Linked DNA regions of Mus musculus: all the other regions are linked to region 5. Evidence: chromatin loops called from intact Hi-C (ENCODE). Cell type or tissue: left cerebral cortex. All regions are shown on one strand.

Region 1 (4,000 bases), 1.2 Mb before region 5:
GCTTTCTCAATGTGCGTCATTCAACATTCAATTACAAAATCAATCATTACTTTCTGCAGTCTTTGGACCTTAGGGAGTCCTTTTAGGGATCTCTTACCCTTCCATCAGTATTACAGATATGGGGCTTTGCTGACTGCAAGGCACATTCCAACTCTGAGTTTCCACATGGATGTTAAAAAATGTTTCTTAGAATTTATGAACAACAAAGAAGCAGGGACGTATGCATAAGTGTGTACTGGTAGGAGCTGACACCTGGCAGTGACATTCAAGATCTATAAATTAGTAGGTGTATGCTTTCTTGACTTTTCCATTCTTATCATAACAGTTTGTTTAACTACATCTCTTAGAGGCTGTTAAACATATCAAAGGGAAATCTATAAGCATGTGTGTGTGTGTGTGTGTGTGTGTGTGTGTGTGTGTGTGTGTGAAGATGTTGAATAGCAGAGGCAGCCCCATCAGCCAAATTTGCAAGGCACAGAAGCAACATTAGCATAGCCTTGCTCCATTAGCTTGGCATAGAAGAGATAATGCAATAAAGCACAAGAGGTAAATCAGAAACACGCAAAAGATGGGTATTAATCCCAAGTAGCATATGCGATATATGAAGGGTGAGGATCTGGCATATATAGTGTTGAACATCAGCAGCAGTTTTTCACTAAATATTCAGGACTAAGGGAGATGAAAGGTCTGAGTCCCACTTCAAAGGCCAAACCGAACCTGCTAAGATGTAGAAGGAATGTACCTGCCCAGGCAGCATTTGATATTTTAACTAAAGATTTATCCTCTCAGCTGTTGGTTAATTTTCATTGCAAGCTTCTAAATGGCCCGCGGCCCAGGTTTAATTCAGCCCCTCTGGGGGAAATATTTTAAAAAACAGGGTCGTGAGGCCAGTGAAGTGTGCAATACACGGCTGGTCATCAGAAACACATAGCAGTGTATGCACACCATACCGGCAAGGCAAGCTCACTCTTGGAAGAGAGGAGTGGGAGTCCAAGGTTGGGAGGACCACGTTTTGCTTTGGATCTTGTCTCCAGGATCCGCCTAGTGACCCCCTACGCTGGTTGCGGACCCTCCCCTTTTCTAGCCAGCAGGGTGTGTTTCCCCCAACCCCGGACCCCATTCACTCCCTCCCTCAGCCTCCGGTCTCCCGCAGAAAGAGAAAAGGCTTGGATTAAGTAATGAGAGGACTGCTTCTAAAAGGACCAGGAGGCGTTTAAATCCTGAGTGCCGGAAAACCAACGGCAATCTTCCGCGGCTACCACGTGGGGCAGAGAGAAGGCGAGCGATACCTGCAGGACCCACAGGCTGCCGGGCTCTGGCGCCGGCGCCGGCCCCGACGGAGGCCCCGCCATCTCCGCCCGCGCAGGCTGGCGGCCTCACCTCCTCCGGGGGCTCGGTTAACCTCCCGGCTCTGTAGGATGGCCTGCTCGCAGTTCGCTGCGAGGGAGGAGGGAGGCAGGCGATGAGAGGACGGCTCCACCTGATGGAGAAGCTTGGAGAGTCCTTAGACCGGTAGTGCGCATCCAAGAGGGGCAAGGAGGGTGAGCACCATCCCTGCAGGCAGCCTCACCATCTAGGGGGTGATACGCAGAGGACGGAGTCTCAGAGCACAAAGCCACCGGGAATGGTAGCTATCAAGAGATTGCAGAAAGCCAGCAACTTGGGAAGCAGCCTAAATTCAGCTTTCAACACAGACAGACTCCAGGTCTCCTTGGAGTCCACTGTGAAAGGCTGGGTCCCTCACCAGCAGGTGGCACCCTCTCCAGTCTTTCTTCTCCAGGCTTATAGCCTGGGAGGGGGACTTCACTAGGCCCCCGGACCTGGTCCCCAGGCCCTTAGCACCAAGTGCTCTGTCCTTTGAATACCCCCCCCCCCTCGGTCCCCTACCTCCGCTTAGTTTCCTGCGGGGTAAGCTGGGAGATCTCTCAGAGAGCCGCGTGCTGCTAGGTGTCCACAGAGAATCGCACGTACCTTCCAGTTCTGCTACTTGCTGGCCAAGAAGTTGCAGAAGGACCAAGCCCCCATCGGATAGCTTCCAAGTCCTGCTCTCTGGCAGTGAGCATGTCCTCTGCTCCCCACTAAGCCACGATGAAATCAAAGGACTCTACAGACTCAGGCTTATTATGGTCCCAGTGGCCATTTTTCAATGACTGTCGTGGCTCTCTGTCCACTACCAATAACATCTATTGCCCAGGTTTTCTGCTAATGCTCAATTGGAGATTTTAAGGCGTGTAGAAAGAGTATTTGATTTCCTCTTCTTGCAAAGTTTGTCCTTTATTTGGGGGAGAGGTATACACCCAGGAAAAACCATGAAACACCACACTGGCTTTTTAATAAGAAAGAAATTGCCCTGAAGGTCATCATCTATCGCAGATCATCTTTTTTAGATGGGATCGGGTTGATTTGCCTGATAGGGCAAGGAACTACAGAACTAAAAAAGTCAGGACACAGGGCATCTTGTGGCCTAGAGCCTCTGCTGGTACTCTACTGGCTCCCCACCCCCACCACACATTGTCTCAATGTACCCATGTGCATACGTAGGACCCCCTAAGGAGAAGGAACGGCTTCTTTACGAGTCAGGCAGTCAGCACCGAATTCCCAACTTATGACGTCTTTGCAGTACATACATTATAAACCACATTCTTTTGATTTTTACACATTCTGCCTGTTCTGGTTGAAACCTTCTTGCCCAGAGATTTAACACATTTTGAAGGGGTCCCTACTGGGAGCTCAGAGTAAGCTGACTCTCCATGCCTAGTGAAGTTAATAAGGGCTGGAAACTACATACACTTCTAGAAACCAAATGGTTTGCAGAGGCCCTCTCTGGGTGGCAGCCATCTGACCCGGGCAGGGACAATCTTCTAGCCTATTTCTTTTTCATTTCTCTGAGCTACATTTCTTGCTCACATAGGTGTAGCTGGATTATAAGACCTTAACCCCTGTTCGCTGTGGTTGGTCTCTCTGTTGTAGTGGAAATGGCCGGAGGAGCCAGGTGTTCAGCTTTTAAAGAGTACTTGTTAAAGCCCACCTGATTCCCCAAAGATTAGGTCAGCCTCTGGACTGGCCCCTGTCCTGGACATTGCTAATGGCTATGCATATTTAATGAACATGGCTATGTCTTCTTCACTTATAAAATGACTAGTCTGAACCTACAGATCTTTGAGGTCCTCCTCAAACAAACCCTTCTGATTTTGACAGGCCACAGTTCTCGGCACGGAGAGATCAACAGTGGTGTCACCAACGTTATCAGTGTTAGGGTAGTTTATTTTCAGGTGTCCATCCCTGGGAAATCGGCTGTAGCCATGAACTCTCTTGGGGCCCCTCTGATGTCATGGGTTCCAACTTTCACCGGCTTCAAATTCATTCTACTCTGGATCCACGACTTGCTTGTGTGCTCTCCTCTTCTCCTTATTTTCCCCCTTACCATGCTCACATGCAATCTGGGTTCTGGATTCCAGAATAGATTTTCTTCAACATGAATCCTATCATTATGTTGAATGCAAACCCTTTATTAACAAGAGAGTGATGATGGCAGTGTAGCTGATGGGAAAAGAATTCCTTTAGCGTCTGTGACGGCCACAGCACTTTGCACTTGATCCTAACGTGAATCACATTTTACTGCAAAACATCTTTTCTCTGATACCCTGGCTACTCGATGAGTGTAGGAAGAGCATCACTCTAGCTTGCTTGTGCCTCTGCTCTCGTTCTGGTAGGCAAGAAACACCAAACACACTGTTGAATGGATAACAAAGCTTTACCTAGTGGCCCACATCTTGCCTCCTGTTTTCTAAATCCAATTTAACTTCATCCTCACTCTGTTATTAGGTCATTGTCAAACATCTGGCATGTGCCTGCCATGCTCTGGCTGTATTTTATGGGGCTGGGTAATGAATTGAGCCTATATATAGTCTGTGAAATGTGGAACCCACTTTAAGATGCATGGCACTATAGAAATGAAAGATATTTTTATCTCTTCAGCATCATTCTGCACAAGAATATG
Region 2 (4,000 bases), 1.8 Mb before region 5:
CCCATCTGAGCTACAGCCTTCCAGCACTGTTATACTGCAGGCTGGCTTCTGGGCAGTCTTCTAGTAAGACCATCTGTCGTGGTTTGAATGAGAATAGCTCCCATAGGTGCATATGTTTGAATACTTGATCTACACTGGTGGAACTGTTTGAGAAGGATTAGAAAGTGTGGCCTTGTTGGAGGAGGTGTGTCACTGGGGGTAGGCCTTCTGCTTGCATATCAAGATGTGGACTCTTAGTTGTTTCTGCCACTGTGTGCTTGCTCTGCCATCATGGACATTATCTAACGCTCTGAGCTGCAAGCCTAATTAAATGCTTTCTTTTGTAAATAAACTCTGTTTTCTGGTTTCCCTACAGTGATACAAAGTAACTAAGACACCCTCATTGAGGCACGGGGTTACTAAAGTAACACTTGCCTTCAGAAGTGCTACGCAATGCTCTCCTTTTCTTTGTTTTTATACTGGAGCAGCTACCAGTTTCAGATCGATGTGGGGTGGTGAGGGTGCATTGTGCTTAGAAAGATGGATTAGTGGGCTAGGTGTTTGCCACAGAAGCCGGGTGTCCCGAGTTAGATCTCTAAAATGTACATAACTGTGAAAGGAGAGAACTGATCTCACAAAGTCCTCTGATCTCTCCTGCTGATCTCAGCACTCAGTCCACCTTCACATCCTACTCACACAATGATAATACATTTAATTTTTTAAGTCTTTCTTAATAAAAGAAATGTAAACACCAAGGTGCAATGAAGGTGGGCTGGGGGGTGGGGGTGGGAAGTTAGGTGGGCTGTGTCTGGTCTTCCCTGGAGGCTGTGAGGTTAGAGGAAGAAAGGATAATACAATGGCCATTTTAGAGGGGGCTTCTCCATATGGAAGGCACAGAGTACCTCCTGGACACCAGGAGGAGAAGAGGCAGAAGAGGATAATTCTGGGAGGCCCGGGGATTGCTGGCAGTAAACTGCACTCAGTTTACAATTTTATGACATTGGCTTTGAGCCCAGGAAAGAAAAGAAATGAGTTGTCCATTCCTGCTGCTGTTTTCAGTTGTCCTCTGCACGCAGGGTGCCTAATTCAGTCTGAATCACCAGTGTTAGCACTTGGAAGCATGTATACTATCCCCAAGCTTGCCTGCTCTGAGGCAGGAGGCTGCCTCCTCTTAGCTCATCTTCAGGGTATACTATCTCAAGACACAGCAAGGTATCATTTCATTCTAATGGAGGGGAAGGGGAGCTCCAAGGCTTGCACCAGTTTTGGGGGGGGCACCCGTGTCGCTGGATGCCGGGGGCGGGGTGTAGGTGCTCTGTGGGTACCTCACCACCTTCCCTCCCAGGAGCACTCACAATTCGGTCAGGCGGTGGTGTGCTCCGGATGAAGCATTTGATCTGGCCCTTCTCTCCGTGGAGGGCGTGCTGGGTCTGTGTGCTGGAGATGATGGGGGGTCCTGTTGGGAAGATGACATCATGTTGGGGATGCAGGAAGGGCAGAGCCCCAGCTGGCACCCTCTTTTGATGGGTTCAGAAGCGTGTCCACCAATCCAAGCATTCAGCAAACGTTTACAGAAGACCTGTGCGTGCAAGGCAGAGTGCGAGGTAGAGGACCTGAAGATAAATTAGGCATTCCGTCATAAACGTCTCCTGGGAACGCGAGTGAATGCGTCCAAGACAGAATTCCCAGGATATAGTAATAACATGAAAGGTGGTGAGTATTCATGCCACAGGAGTGGTGCAGATAAAGACTAACTGGCTTCAGAGGAGAGAGAATAATTCTATCTGCAGGAGTGTTTTGCAAAGGAGATGGTGAGCTTGGGAAGGGAGTCGAGGCAACCACCAATATGAGAGAAGATTGCCAAGCAGATGGCATGGGAATGCCATCCAGCCTTGCTTCCTTGTTGGAATTCAAGCAATTTCTCAGTTTTCCAGCAGAGGGCAAACTTGCCTAAGAAATTGGGTATCTGTTGGGCCACGAAGGAAAGGAAAGTGGCGCTGTTCCTTCACCAAGGGTGGGAATTACCTTGCAAAAGGGATGTCTGGCTAGCTGACCTCATAGCCTAATCCTATACAGGTCCTAGAAGATCCTCTAGCTTACTGTCTTGTTTTTCTCCACATACACAACCAGCCAGGCCAGTTGAAACCACAGCTCCAAACCTGACTCAGTATTATCCCAATCAGTGTGTGTGTGTGTGTGTGTGTGTGTGCGCGCGCGTGTGTGTGTGTGCAAGCCAAGGGATAGCACCTGGAGTGAAGCCTGTCTCACTGACACTTCCAGTTAACTGCCCTTTATCTCCTTTATATAACTTGGGCTGGACTGGTTCAAGAATGAGGGTAGGGATGAAAACATTCTCGCGTGATCCCAGTCCCTGGGGTGATGGTTGGGATTTAGACCTCAGGAAAGATGGCTAAGAGGGAGAGATCCTGAGAAGAGGCAAAATTATGCTGGAAACAAAACAAAAATTGCCGCAAACATAATTGCTGTTTATTAACCACCTTAATTAAAACAGATTTGCATTTCTATGAGTGGTTCTCAGCCAAGGGGAAAAACAGGTATTGGGAGAGATGGCTTCTGAGTTCGGAATGGGAATAGCTCTGTCTGATGCACAGATATGGGAGACCTCAAGGTAAGAGCTTTGTCCACAGAAGGCTTTAGAAGTGGGCTGAAGCTGGCTTTCCTCCCCAGAGTTCCTCTACTCCAAGAAGCCGTTGGCTTCGAGCCACAGCGACTACATTCTGTGGCACCTGGGTGATGCTTTGCTTTGCAGCTGGGGTAAGTGATGATACCATAAAGAATCTTTTCCTTTCATTTCCCAGGAACTAGGAATCCCCAGGGGGTTCATGGGTCTCTAAAAGCTGTCAACAAATACATATACTTTTTTTTTTTTGGCTTCTTGAAAGAAAACCAAAAAACTAGGATAAAGGAAAGCAGGCTCGGAGAACCAATGGGTAATTGGCAGCTATCTTCCCCTTCCTCCTGGTACCTGCTTTGATCCAGCTCAGATTATAGTGGTGCCAATTCATTTCCCAAGGCCACAGGTCTGGCTGTCACTCACAGGAGGAGGGCTGTGAGATGGGTGTGTTCTAGACGCCAGGGCCGCCGGCTACCACCTCACCACCCCTCCACCCGTTCTCCAAATACAGGCAGGATAGACAGTTCCCAGCTCTTGTGGTGGCTGGCATGTTCCTCTCTTTGCATCATTTTTTTCTAGGTCCCAGTCACACAGTGACTAGCAGAGAATAAGCAAGGGGCAGTTCCCTTCCTCCTGATGATTCCTTCAGCCGTTCTCTACCCAGCAGCCCAGGGAAGCCATGCAGGGTGTGGGGGAAAAATGGACAGAATAACTGTTGGCTGGATGCCAGAGCCTAGGCTGGAATGTGGGTCCTTCTGAGGGGTGTGTGTGTGTGTGTGTGTGTGTGTGTGTGTGTGTGTTTCCCAGGAGCAAAGGAAGATTTCCCCCCCCCCCCAAAGTCTTTTTAAGTTCCCAATAAGAAATGCCTGAATGTCTTAAAGCAACAGTAAAAACGCCAGCCCCTCCTTCCTTTCCCTTAGACACAAGGATGCTCAGTTAGTAGCTCCAGGCAAGTGTGTGTCTGAGGGTCCCGAGCCTTGGAGGGAGGGGGGGTCACAGCTGACAACAGGCATGGCAGCTTGGCTCCTCAGCGCCCTCCCCAGAGCGGGCAGTGGGGAGGGTTGCCGATTTCACTGTGGCCTGGCGCGCTGAGCGGAGTGTCAGACACAGGCGCGGCAGGAAAAGGCTGCAGCCTGTGTTGCCATGGATATACCGAGGCGCGATCAGATGCTGTTATTTTTAGCCCTGCAGTGCCAATTTATTGGTGGCATCCTGGGGACACACAGGAAAGGCAGGAGGGCTTGGGAGTCTGGGTTCTGCCAGGGAGAGGTGACGTGTGAATGCTCTGCTGTCTGGTTAGCTGGAGTAGATTGACCATGTCTCTGCAGCAGTTGCCCTTCTGGAAAGAGAAGAGGAACCACTGGGCAGGAGCTGAGTAATGGGGAC
Region 3 (4,000 bases), 1.9 Mb before region 5:
CATAGGTGAAATTCAAGAATATATTTGTGCATTATTCAGAAGCAGTCAGCATCTATTTAGTAGTAGTTACTATGATTATTTTGGTGTGCTGGCCTCAGTGCTAAGTACCGTTGCTTCAGAGTCCAGTAAGATGCTATCTCTGACCTTAGGCATGTTTAGGGCAGGGCAAGAGGGCTGTGAGTTATTGTGAAGAGACAGAGAGACAAATGCTGTGGGTCCTCCTACCTGAATGGAAACTTTGGATAAGAGTTCAGCTTTGGGCATAGGCCTGTAGTCCTAGCTCCTGGAAAGGTGAAGCAAAAGGCTCAAATGTGTGGGCCATAGAGGGAGTTCAGGACTGGCCTGAACAATTTAGTGAGATGCTGTCTGAAAATAAAAAGTGAAAGAACACTAAGGTTGTGGCTTAACAGTGGAGTGCTTGCACGGGTCTGAGGCCCTAGGTGTAATCCCCTTTACTACATGTAGGAAGACAGGCAATCACGTCATAGGCGGTTAAGGAGAAGCTCTTCATGTGCTGGTCTTTGACAGCTTGTCTATCTCCCAGTGCTTGACAGTTGTGGTAGCAACCATGCAGCCGGCAGGCATTCAAGCATGCAGACACAGTGTTCCATCCAGTCCTTGTTCAGGCCTCAGATATCAAGACCCTTAGCTCAGAGTGTTAGAGTTCTTGTGTAAGTCAGTATTCCATAGCATTTGATACTAGCCAGTGTTGCAGCTTTTGTCTTAGGGTGTCTGATAATGTTGATTTTAATGAGTTCATGGTTTCCAGGAGCTCTTCTAGCGAACAGAGCCCGTAGTTCCTCCTATCTGTCTCCTTATTAGTCTTTTATCCCTTTTCACCTCTGCCCCTTCTTGTCTTCTCCCTTCTTAAAAAAAAAAAAATTTGTATTTTACATATGTGGGTGTTTGTTTGCATGTGTGTCTAAGTACCATGTGTGGTCAGTGCCTTTGGAGGCCAGCAGAGGACATTAGATTTCTTGGAACTGGAATTACAGATAGTTGTAGGGATCACGTGGGAGCTGGGAACAAACCCTAATCCTGTAGAGGAGCAGCCAGTGTTGTTAACCACTGAGTTGCCTCTCCAGTCCCCGTCTCTCTTCTCGCTTCTCTCCCCCTCCTTTGCTCTGTCCACTCGTGAACTGTCTGGCTGCTGCCACCCTGGCCACTGTGCTGTGCCTGTTGCTTTTTCTTTGTGTTTCCATCTCTGCTCCATTAACAAAAGTAGGCAAGAAAAGACCACTTACGAGAGGACATTTGTTGGGAATAATTGGGCAGAAGAATGTCTCCTAGCCTATCTGCTTATAGAGCCAAGGAGGGGATCATGCAAATGAACGTTTGTGTCCCCATGAATTGAGGCATTGTTCCTCCTGTACCAGTCACAGCAGCCCCTCAGCATCCATCAGGATAATTGTTCTCTCTAGCCCGAATAGACCTGGTTACAGAATATCACAGCCTACTGAGGGTTGTGATGGCAGGAACTCGGATACAAACTGTTTGAACCGGTTGTGGCTGGAGCTGCACCTTCAGGAGCTGGCAATCATTTCTCAGTTTACTTGAGTGAACTGAGTACTGCTCACAGCCAGAGAGGGAATTGGGGGAAAAAAAAATCACAGCACACTTCACATGCACAAGTAGTCCTTTTGCTAGGTCATTAGAATTAGTGACCTGTGGCCTCTGGCCTGTGGGTAAATGATTGCCAAGTCCTCTAGAGTTCAGCAATGTAATAGAAAAAAAAAATCTAGTCATAAACTATTTGAAATAGCCAAAGCTAGCTGGGGCTGCCCATCAGGAACCAGACAATTAGCTGTAATTGTTGTATAGTTTCTTCATGCCATCCCCTGGAACATTTAAAGTGGTCAGCGTTGCCTGGCTGTTTGACTGACCTTTGGTTAAGGCAGCTGGGAGTCCAGCAACTTGAAGTTACAAAGTCAGGTTGCCCATTACCCAGAGGCTTGACTTATTTACAGAAAAATGAACATTAGAAGGCATGTTTACTATAAGGGCTTGCCAAAATTATTATTAGCACTGACATAAATTTTAGCATATTTCAGCAGTACAAGGAGAATAACTGAAGTATCCACAGATTCCTTTTTTTTTTTTCCCTTTGGGACAGGCATTCCATAGCCACAAGGTGTCAGTGTTACCAAAGTATTCTGACTATTAGCTCTCCAGCACCAGGCATCCTAGTCAGGACCTACCTAGAGCCTGTGTGACGCCCGCCCCTGCCTCCACCCCTGCCCTGACCACCCCCCCCCCCCAGTCCCCCATGCTTCTCTGTTCTCAGCTTCTGAATTACAGCTCACTGTGGCCTATCCCATGGACCTTAAAGTGAAATTCCTGCAACTTTAGTCCTCTGTGCCCAATACACTGTTGTATCTTTTTTTTCTGTTTGTTTGTTTTTGTTTTGCTGATCCCTGGCTCTTCTCAGCCTTTTCTAAGCAGGCTGCTGTCCTGGACTCAGCATCAATCATGTTTGATGGATTTCTTTTGGTATTTCTTCCATGACTGGTGATGTTTTCCTCTTATGCAAACCTGAGAGTATGCAGTCTCCTCTCCCATTTTTTTCCCTCCAGATTCTCAGCTCACCAAAGTAAGTAGCCTAGAGTTAGTCCCTCATGGTTCCTTACACCAGTGGCCCAAGGAGGGAGCATGGGCTTGGGAACTAGGCTTGCTTAGGCCATGTCCCAGAGTTAATCCCTAATAGCATCGTTCCTCTGTACAGCCACAGCAGCCCCTCTGCATCCATCAGGATGGAGGTTCCCTTTCTAGCCTTAGACCTGGTTATAGGATATCACAGCTTACTGAGGGTAAGGAGTAAATGTGGGTTCAGGCAGACTTGGGGGGTGGAGGCCTGGCTCTGACATCGGCCATTGGAAAGGCCCAGGGCATTCTTGTTCACTTAACACTTGAAGTTCTGCTCTATCCAGATGTTCTAGTAGGTGAGTCCAAACAGCATGTGTCAATTGTCTTTGGGTTTTGAGGGGAAGACAGACAGCAAACAAGTGAACAGTGTCTGAGTGGCCCTGGGCAGAGAGCTGCCCGGGCTGTGCAAATGAAGGCCACACACAATCAGAGCGAGACCTGATGACTGAGAAGGAGCCAGCTCGAGAAGGATGGGTGTTCTAGTCTGGAACAGAAAAGAGGCTCTTATGCTGGAAGTGCAGGTGAGAGCAGTGACTGCAACATGGGCACAGGAAGTGGACGAAGTGACTTTAAGAATTGCCTTTGTTGGGCTGGCGAGATGGCTCAGTGGTTAAGAGCTCCAACTGCTCTTCCGAAGGTCCCGAGTTCAAATCCCAGCAACCACATGGTGGCTCACAACCATCTGTAACGAAATTTGATGCCCTCTTCTGGAGTATCTGAGGACAGCTACAGTGTACTTACATATAATAAATAAATAAATCTTTTAAAAAATTGTCCTATGGTAATGACATAAAAAAAAAGTCTAATGTTCTAAAAAAAAAAAAAGAATTGCCTTTGTTAACCCGGGCTAGTAACTGAATACATCTCAATGGGACCATTAGGAAATAGATAAAAAGGAAGTCTTTTACAACAGATTTTAGTCTCTGTCCTCAGTGAGAGGTACATTTTATTTTATGGTTTCATACATACAAATAAATGCACATGAATATTAGTGGACCAGAAGTTTCACAAAACAATACAACTTTATGATAGAATCACCAGTATTTATTTCAAGTCTTGTTTCCTTTTTGAAATACTGGGTTAACCTCCTAAAGTGATGCCACGGGTTCCAACCCACTGAGATAAGTAAGGTGTACAAAGTTCTTAACACTGCAGCAGGCATATGGTACAGATTGAAGAGTGTCACTATCACGACTGTAACAGTAAGTTATCTCTTAATGTTTTTACAGCTTCCCCAGTATCTGATCCTTGACAGATCACATAGGAAATGTGGCTGGCCCTGACCATGGCAGGTGGTAACCATGAAGAGCCTGTGGGCCAGTCTGTTGGCATCTCACATGGTTGATCTTCGTGTGTC
Region 4 (4,000 bases), 1.2 Mb before region 5:
GGTGCCAGGAGCAGAAAGGCTCATACTCATCACTGTTTATCTTTCATTCTGAGCAAGGACAGGTACCCCTAGAATTAAGTACCCCAGAGTTAAGTACCCTTAGGGTTAAGTACCCCTAGAGTTGTTCACTCAAAGTTTATTTTTCTGATTATCCTCTGAACTGAACCCTTTTCCCTCCACTTCATTTTGGGAGCCCTGTCTAACAGGTTTGTGTTCTTTACCCAAGCTCCTCCTCTTCCCTCCTTTCCCCATGAGAGCTCTTGGCAAATTTGACCTCCTTGCAGTGGCTCCTCTCCTCCATGCTTACTGTCACCCCTCTGGCTCCTGCACCAAGCCAGCTCTCCTCACTCAGTCTGTTCACCCTCTATCTGATGTTCTTCTGTTTCCTTGGAGATTCAGGTTTCTTATAACTCTGCCATCCAATGGCTACCTGGTTCTCCTTTTGATGTGCCCTGTTCATCAGGAGAGCATCTATTAAGGAGGTGGATCCCAAACAGATATTCTGGTAGGGGATGCTACTTACAGGTAAAATATGAGTTTATTTTTACTCTAAATGTTCGGAACAGCGAGGAGCATAGACAAAGCAAACACGCATTCGGGGTAGGGCAGAGGTGGAATCCTGTGACCATTCCATCCCAGGACAGGACAGGACACGACACGACTCTCTGGGAATTCCAAGTGGAATGCCAGTACATGGAGAAAACACTCTTCTTAGAGCATGGGCAGCAGAAGCCACCATGTCTGTACCACTGTACATCGCCCAAACTGTCTCAGAACCGAAGATGCAAGAAAAGCAGGGAGTCTTCAGTCCTGCTGAGACCCTATTCCTTCAAAGTCACCTAAGATGTGTGTGTGCAGGGTAGATGGAATGAGGCTGGAAGATTAAGGAGGACATAGAAGGAAATGGCTGTGGTGAACTGAAATAATAAAGGGAAAAATGTAGCAAGTTCTAAGTTTATGGATGACAAGGGAATCAGTTCTTCTTCACCCCGGGGGCAGAACATACCGTTTCTCTGTGGGAGGCAAATTGTGCTGTGACATTATCCTTCTCTATACAAAGCTTGGCCATCCTGACAGCTGAGGGGAGAGGCATCCCCAGTGAGAGAGAGAAACTCTCAAACAGCATATGCTGGCAGCTCTCCATCCCCTATCAGGGCCAAACTGAGAGACACTGGCAGGGTGAGAACAGAGAACTGTCTCTTGACTTTTCTACTGCTACCTTACAAAGAAAGCAATAGTTGATCTCAATCTACAGGAGAAGCCCAAACTTTAGAAGAGGTAGGACGTTACTGACATCAACTATGCTATCTTCTGCCCTCTCTCAAGGGTTGTGGGACAAAGTAAAAGTGAATTAGTCAAAAATCCAGGAGAGCAGGGAGGATTGAGATGTACTTTAGGGGTTTACCCACATGCTAATGGAAATTTCACAGCATTGGGGCGCTCTGGGTCCTGGGAAAAGGAATGATGAGAACTGCCTTCTCAGAACTCCAAGAAGACACACAGATCCCCACTGGGACAAGTGCTGGGTAGCAGATGGCCATGCCTTCAGCATGCCACATAAAGTCCTACTGAGACCCCTGGCTCCTTGTTCTCTCTGAATGAAGGATTGTCCTGATCCTTTATACATTTTTGTGGGAAAACGTCCAGAGGGTTTAGTGTGTAGGAAGCAGGGTCCAGGCAAGTGGTTCTCTCTCTCTCTCTCTCTCTCTCTCTCTCTCTCTCTCTCTCTCTCTCTCTCTCTCTCTCTCTCTGTGTGTGTGTGTGTGTGTGTGTGTATGTGTGTGTAGAGGGAGTGCCATTGTGGTAACAACCTCACTCCTTGGTTAGAGAATCACAGTAGGGACCCTCTCCCTCTAGAATCCCATGGGCTAGTCTTTCCATGTCCTGTTGAAGGTAGCTCTGCTCTATCTAATAGTTTAATGCATGACAGTAGGTATGATATGGTACTAGGATACACACACACACACACACACACACACACACACACACACACATGTGCACGCACACTTAAACAGAATCTTCTGGGAGAATTTACAATACTCTGCACAACACCCATATTTTTAATGTGGATTAAGGCCAGAGAGATGGCTCAGTGGATAAACGTGCTTGCCACCAAGCCTGGTGAACTGAATTCCATCCCCAGAAACTACATGGTGGAAGGAGACAACCAACTCTGCAAGTTCTCCTCTGACGACACCTTCGCATCCACCTCCATGAGAGCAGACACACAAAAGTAGAGAAATGTAATATATATGCATATATTTTGTGTGTTCAGGACTCAAGTCAAAAGATCTTGCTATCACATTGCAATGAACCAATCAAACATCTTCCCTCCTAACTGCATGGTGCTGCTCCCCCACACATGATTTCTAGTGCCCAGAACAGGAAGCTTAGGTTGCCTGGCCCTGCACCTTTCTCAGAGACTTTTTGAGGCTGCTTTGGAACTTTATGGACTAAACATCCATTGTTGGACACTGCAAACCAACTTCAGAACACCAAGAGTTCAGGAGATGATACAGATTGCATGGGGCTGTGGTTTCTTCCTACTGCCCTCAGAGCTAAGAGTGGATGAAACAGAGCATTTACCCTTGGTAGGTAAATATTTAAAGATTCATATGAGGCAGTCAAGAAATAGCTTGGTACGGAGAAAGGATCAAGCCCAGTAGAAAATACATTCTATAATGATTCAGGCAGGCAGGGAAGCACTTTAGACACCTATAGGATGCACAAGCCAATCTGAGAAAGTACTGATCAAGCTTCTAAAAATACAAAAGGCTCACACAAAAAAAATCTATGCAAATCTGTATGTGTGTGTGTGTGTGTGTTGTAAGGGCCCCTTCTTCTCTTACACATTCTACAGGAAACTTTCCAAGTGAATTAGTTAAGAGGCAACGGAGAATGAGAGTCACTATATGTGTGTGTATGTGTGTGTGTGCAAAGGCTGTTTGTCCTCATGTTGCTGTAGGGGTTCCTGGGGAGATGCCCACAACCCATATGAATGTATAAGTGTGAGCTCATTATAAATCTGCATAAACATGCTTTATACATACTTCTAAGGGGAGGGGTCCCTCGAGTTTAATCAGGAGTGATAACTGCAAAGTTTGACCTGCATGGATAAGTGGGAAATCTACAGTGACAACAAGGACCGGGGAAAGGGAGAAGGAAGCCTGGTTTTACTTATATTTGGCTTCTCCTGACAAGAGAAGCAAGGGGTACACACTGTTTGCACAGGCAGCCACCCATGGCGATGTTCTGCTTTCTTAAAAACTTTTACCCTTCATTTAATCAACAGATGGATGTTCTCTGTTGTGGATTTTTTTTTTTTTTCTGAAAGTCCTGTCCCTCCAAGAGCTGTGCTGGCAGGCACACATGCTGCCTCAGATGGCAGAGGTGGCACTGCCATTCCAAAAGAGTGGGACGGAATGGGTTGACTTGGCTCTTTCAGTCTTAATTCCACAGGTGACTGTTGATGCCTTTAGCTAAGTAGGCGCGTGCTTAGTCCTCCCTCCACCATGACCCACCCCATGACTCTCAGTGGCAAGGATCCCAGAGGTAGCAAAGTTCTTTCTGGAGAGTCCACCTGCTAGGATTGCAGAAAGGAAGCAATCGGCACCAGGGGCGAAATTCCATTTCATACACCTAATCCAGTGCTTGGTAGGATTCAGAATTCAGCCTTGCTCAGGGAAATGGGTGACATTCAATGTAACTCTTTACAAGCGTTCTTTTCCCCAGCCACTGTAAATACCCGCCTCAGAACCTTCCCTAATCGCATCCCTTTCTGCAACTGTGCAGACCTCGCACATTTGCTTTAAACACACCCGGGCAAGTTAGACCTTACTGAAACTGAAATCTCCACCTACGCCAGGCTCCCCTTTTCCAACCTGGCTAGAAAGGCGAGCAGGCACCCAGAAGTTCCGAATGGCCTAGCCACACGGATGTTACCTAATTAATATACCGGGTGCATAAAGAACTTACATGCATCGGAGAGTTGGAGTTGGAC
Region 5 (4,000 bases):
TGACACTGCTGGTCATTCTTACCATCAAACAATCAAATAAATGAATCATACATGCTGTTCTCACTTCTCCTTTCTTTTCTTTGCCTCTAGCAATCTAATTTTGGTCCCGACTACAAAAAATATTATCTGCTGTTCTTTATGAAATCTAATAATCCATTCCCCCATTCATTGCCTTCCTTTAAGAGAGAGTGGGAATCGAGCAGCAAAGAAGCAGAGAGGAAAATTCTGGTGCAAACATGACTTTATAATGACAGCATGTAGGAAAAGCTATGAAACAATTGTTCAAAGGGTGCACGAAGCCTATGGGCAGTGAAAGATGAAATGTTTGAGGCAGAGGCAGAAAAAAAAAAAAAAAACAGGAAAAATCGGGTCCAAGTAAATCCAGTTGACTTTTCCATCCTAGTCCTCCTGGCTCAGATATAATTATATGGACAGTAAGGGAATATTAAGAAAATTCTAGCAGAGAAATGACATGAAGATCGTTCTGCTTTAGGAAGATGAATCTGACCTAATTCTGAATAGTTTGAATATGGTTAAAAGCTGTGCATGGAGTTGGGAGAATTAAATTTTATTCAACAGCATTTTTGAAGCTTCCCGTGGTGAATGTGTGACATTGTCCCATGACACTCTCCTATAGAAAAGCAGTGAGCAATCTCTAGTTGTAGCACAAGGCAACCAGGGTATAGTATATACATCTTAGGAGATCATGATTCCTGTAAGAGAAACGGAGAAAACCTTGGTTATATAGCTCTAATATAAGACATTGTAAGAAAGATTTCAAGACAAATAGCCATGACATTTAGAGTGAGTTTCAAGGAACGACTAATTAATATCAACTAAAGGTGAGTGTAGGCAGAGTGGCTTGTAAAAGACATGCAATAGCACCCACAGACTCTCCTACAATTGTACAATCTAAGGGCCTGTCTCACTATTACTCTACAGACTTGCTTTCCAGTGTCCTATCTCAAAGGTGGATATTGGTTAGGAGTTTCAGATCAATGGTATGAAGAGTTTGGGAATGAGCTGTACTGAATCCTCTGCAATGTTCTGACTTGGGGGAAATCAAAACTAGCCTGCTGTAGCAATCTTATTCTCCCAGTAATGAGATATTGTTGCTATTGATTCACCTGAGGACAGCATTGATGAGCTGTCCTGCTGGTGACTAGGGAGCAGTAAAAAGAGACAAGAACAAGAGGCATTGGTGGCCACCATGAGAGTAGGTAATGAAGAGTTCAGGCTTCCAAACAAAGGCAAGAAATACTAATTGTGCTTTCCTGGGTTCAAGGCTTAGGGTAACATGGTATCCCCTCATTGGAAAGAGGCACAAAGAGATGGTGCAACAGAGAACAATGCAGCTTCCCCCACTGACTGGCTTTTTGTTCTCAGGCAAATCATTTTTCTCTGACTTATTGCCCCTACCTATAAATGGAAGATGATAATCCTTGGTTGTTGTTATCACTAACTGGAAAATGAGATCCTGCGGGTGATGGACTTGGAAGTCATGTGGAGAAAGAAGCTCTTCCATAAAAGTTCCAGAAAGAAGTGTCAGCATCAGCCGGCATTTATGAACATGTGTTCTACACAGCATCCCACTGCATATCCTGCACGCCACATTAAAGAAAACTGCAAATTATCCGTGTCTGTGGAGTGGTTACATATCAAAAATAATCAGCCATTGAGATGTTATTAATACAGTCAGAAAAGAAAACAGTGGACGTGAAAAAGAAAAGAAAAGAGAAATATTTGTTAAGGCTTAACCCTCCAAGTTTGGCTCATTTAAGAATTGAGGGGGGGTTGGTTTTTTTGTTTTTTGTTTCTTTTTTGGTTTTTTTGTTTGTTTGTTTGTTTGTTTTGTCTGTTTATATTTCTTGTGCCTTCATCAAAGAGTAAGTAGTACACACAAAAAAGATGCTGAAGACGACTGCAGTGTGTGTTCATCTGCTGACTGGAAGTCTGCTCATAGCAGAGAGCATTGGACAGGAGGATGGTAGAGCCAAGAGGCCCGGGAAGGACACCACCACAAGGGCTGACACTTCAGAATTGCCCTGGTTGGGGGAGTGAAGTGAAAAGGGGGCTGGTGGCAGGATCAGGCTTGACCTGGCTGCTGAGGGAGAAATGGAAATTGTGTGTAGTACAGGGAAGAAGTTTCTTCATGCCTAGGGGCTGGAAAAAGCCATACCAACTTGTACATACCACCGGTCTTGATGCTTCAAGAACCTCTTTTCTTATGTGTGAGTGCAGCTATTTTCCCAAGAAAATTAAAGTGCCTTACTCCGTTAACCTAAAATTCCCAACTGTGTTCTGCTCTGGATTAGATGTTTTCTCCCCAGGCTTTGGTCAGAGAGCACAAAGCACTAAGACTGTCAGAGGTGGGACTCCACCACCACCTAGTGGACAGCAGAGTACGGCTACCTCCTCACCCCTCATCACTTCAGAGAAGTCGGGGTAACCAACTTGCTAGAACACAACCAAAGCAGGGGTTACTTTAAAAACTGTCTCACTGGGAGATTCATGTATCAGTCACCCAATAGGGTAAATTTTCAAACAATTCATTGAGCTGCTGAAAACCAGGAGTGAGGTCTATATTTCTGCAAGAGGTGGGCACACACACCCATGGGATGTGTCACTTGACCAAGAAAAAGCATCAGGCCTCATCAGAAGTAAGCTAGCTTTCCATTTTAATCTAGGGAACTCCCTAGTCTACTATATTAGTTCATTATGATGAATGGCTATAGTCATTTCTGTGTCCACTGCCATCTTTCTTTTGGCCACTAAGTCACTCTGGGGATATGTGTTTTTTAAACAGACATAATGCTTACCATCGTATATATGATGTATAATAAAACAAGTGTATGTCTTTACATATAGTCAAAAACTAGCTTAAACTTGATGAGTGCTGCCTGTAGAAGTTTTCTTGAGGCTCAGTGACATATAACTGAGTTTTCGAGGAACAATATCAAACTGTGACATGGTCAGTGTTTGTGTCAATCTAACAGTGCAGTGCTAAGTTTTGGTCAGACCCTAGTCTAGTTGCTGCTCTGAAAATGTTTTTAAATAAGGTTTGCATTTCCATTGCTAGGCTTTGAGTTACACTTATTACCCTCCAGTATGTCCAAGAGCTTCATTGACAGCTTTCAAAGCCACATGTGCCTGCAGAAGTCTCCAGAGGTCCTTCAGAAGCCAAATGCCCTATCAGCTCCACCCTGAGGCTACAGACTGCTGGCTGGCCTTCCAGAATCCAGCCTTGTCAGATATCATGATGTCTACATAAATTAATTCTTTTAAATGTTTCATTAATATATGATGGGTGGATGGATAGAGGATTGATGATAGATAGAGGTTGTTGAGATGCCTCAAAAGTTAAGAGCACATATTGCTCTTGCAGAGAACCTGAATTACACCAGCTTCCAATTCTGGCTCCACAAAAGTAGGTTGCTTCTAACCTCTATGGACATCAGCACTTATATACACATCCTCACAGAGATACCAATACATGCATATATTTAAAGTCTTAAGTAGAAAAACAGATGACAGATGGTAATACACATATATATGCAGATATATACATATACATACAAATGTATGTATGAAAAAGATCTATGTAGATATACATATTCTATAGGTCAGATTCTATAAAGAGGGCAGGTTTGATAAAGAAAGCTATTCAAACTACAACAGCATCACAGTTTTAATCTACAGAGGGACTTAGTAGTTTACATCAATGGCAGCACTTTAAGATACGTTTTCATGAACAGGCTAGTTAAGGTTCTCTAGACACGTAAAGGGAAATGAGTGGGCATGGCCTTATGGGAGACCATACTTAAGTGTGCCAAGGTAGCTTCATGTAGCTTTAGACCATGGTGCACAGGGTGAAGTGGGATAGCAAGGGACCTACAGTGGGAGAGGTTACCTCGAAGCAAACCTTGAAGAGTGATGACTTCTGTCAGAGGCCCTGTGAAATTCAGTGTGGGCGTGAATGTTTTGCATGCAATGAAGGTCA

The links. Peaks named below come from ENCODE experiments on the same cell type or tissue, not always from the same donor. Only the 100,000 strongest peaks of a DNase experiment are listed, where the experiment ranks them.
Region 1: a loop joins it to region 5, with 13 times the contacts of the local background. A loop is called at or near these places in 13 of 42 quality-filtered maps.
Region 2: it touches region 5 in a loop (4-fold over the local background); 10 of 42 quality-filtered maps call a loop at or near these places.
Region 3: it touches region 5 in a loop (4-fold over the local background); 4 of 42 quality-filtered maps call a loop at or near these places.
Region 4: it touches region 5 in a loop (12-fold over the local background); 13 of 42 quality-filtered maps call a loop at or near these places.

What each region holds. Positions count from the first base shown.
Region 1 is chr9:34,483,565-34,487,564 of GRCm38, reverse strand. It overlaps a transcript of Kirrel3 not described here. Among named protein-coding and RNA genes, the nearest start is that of Kirrel3, 3.2 kb to the left of the region's middle. In left cerebral cortex, CTCF peaks have their summits at 1,535 and 1,743 (motif pointing right); DNase peaks (open chromatin) are centred at 1,283, 1,518 and 1,694; H3K4me3 peaks cover 1,340 bases; H3K27ac peaks cover 1,430 bases.
Region 2 is chr9:35,017,526-35,021,525 of GRCm38, reverse strand. It overlaps Kirrel3 (kirre like nephrin family adhesion molecule 3), which reads right to left. Exons shown (of 17, transcript NM_001190911.1): 11 at 1,335-1,435. Among named protein-coding and RNA genes, the nearest start is that of Kirrel3os, 12 kb to the right of the region's middle. In left cerebral cortex, a CTCF peak has its summit at 1,918 (motif pointing right); DNase peaks (open chromatin) are centred at 1,925, 3,221 and 3,841; H3K27ac peaks cover 1,005 bases.
Region 3 is chr9:35,164,497-35,168,496 of GRCm38, reverse strand. All of the region lies in intron 2 of Dcps (decapping enzyme, scavenger), which reads left to right. Among named protein-coding and RNA genes, the nearest start is that of Dcps, 9.5 kb to the left of the region's middle. In left cerebral cortex, CTCF peaks have their summits at 953 (motif pointing right) and 2,102 (motif pointing right); DNase peaks (open chromatin) are centred at 1,098, 1,307 and 2,116; H3K27ac peaks cover 1,830 bases.
Region 4 is chr9:34,489,437-34,493,436 of GRCm38, reverse strand. All of the region lies in intron 1 of Kirrel3 (kirre like nephrin family adhesion molecule 3), which reads right to left. Among named protein-coding and RNA genes, the nearest start is that of Kirrel3, 2.7 kb to the right of the region's middle. In left cerebral cortex, no CTCF peak of the experiment used is centred here; no DNase peak of the experiment used is centred here; H3K4me3 peaks cover 1,685 bases; H3K27ac peaks cover 119 bases.
Region 5 is chr9:33,258,742-33,262,741 of GRCm38, reverse strand. It overlaps Gm32171 (a long non-coding RNA gene), which reads right to left. Exons shown (of 4, transcript XR_870616.1): 3 at 1,420-1,601; 4 at 224-713. Among named protein-coding and RNA genes, the nearest start is that of Gm32171, 6.3 kb to the right of the region's middle. In left cerebral cortex, a CTCF peak has its summit at 2,393 (motif pointing left); a DNase peak (open chromatin) is centred at 2,374.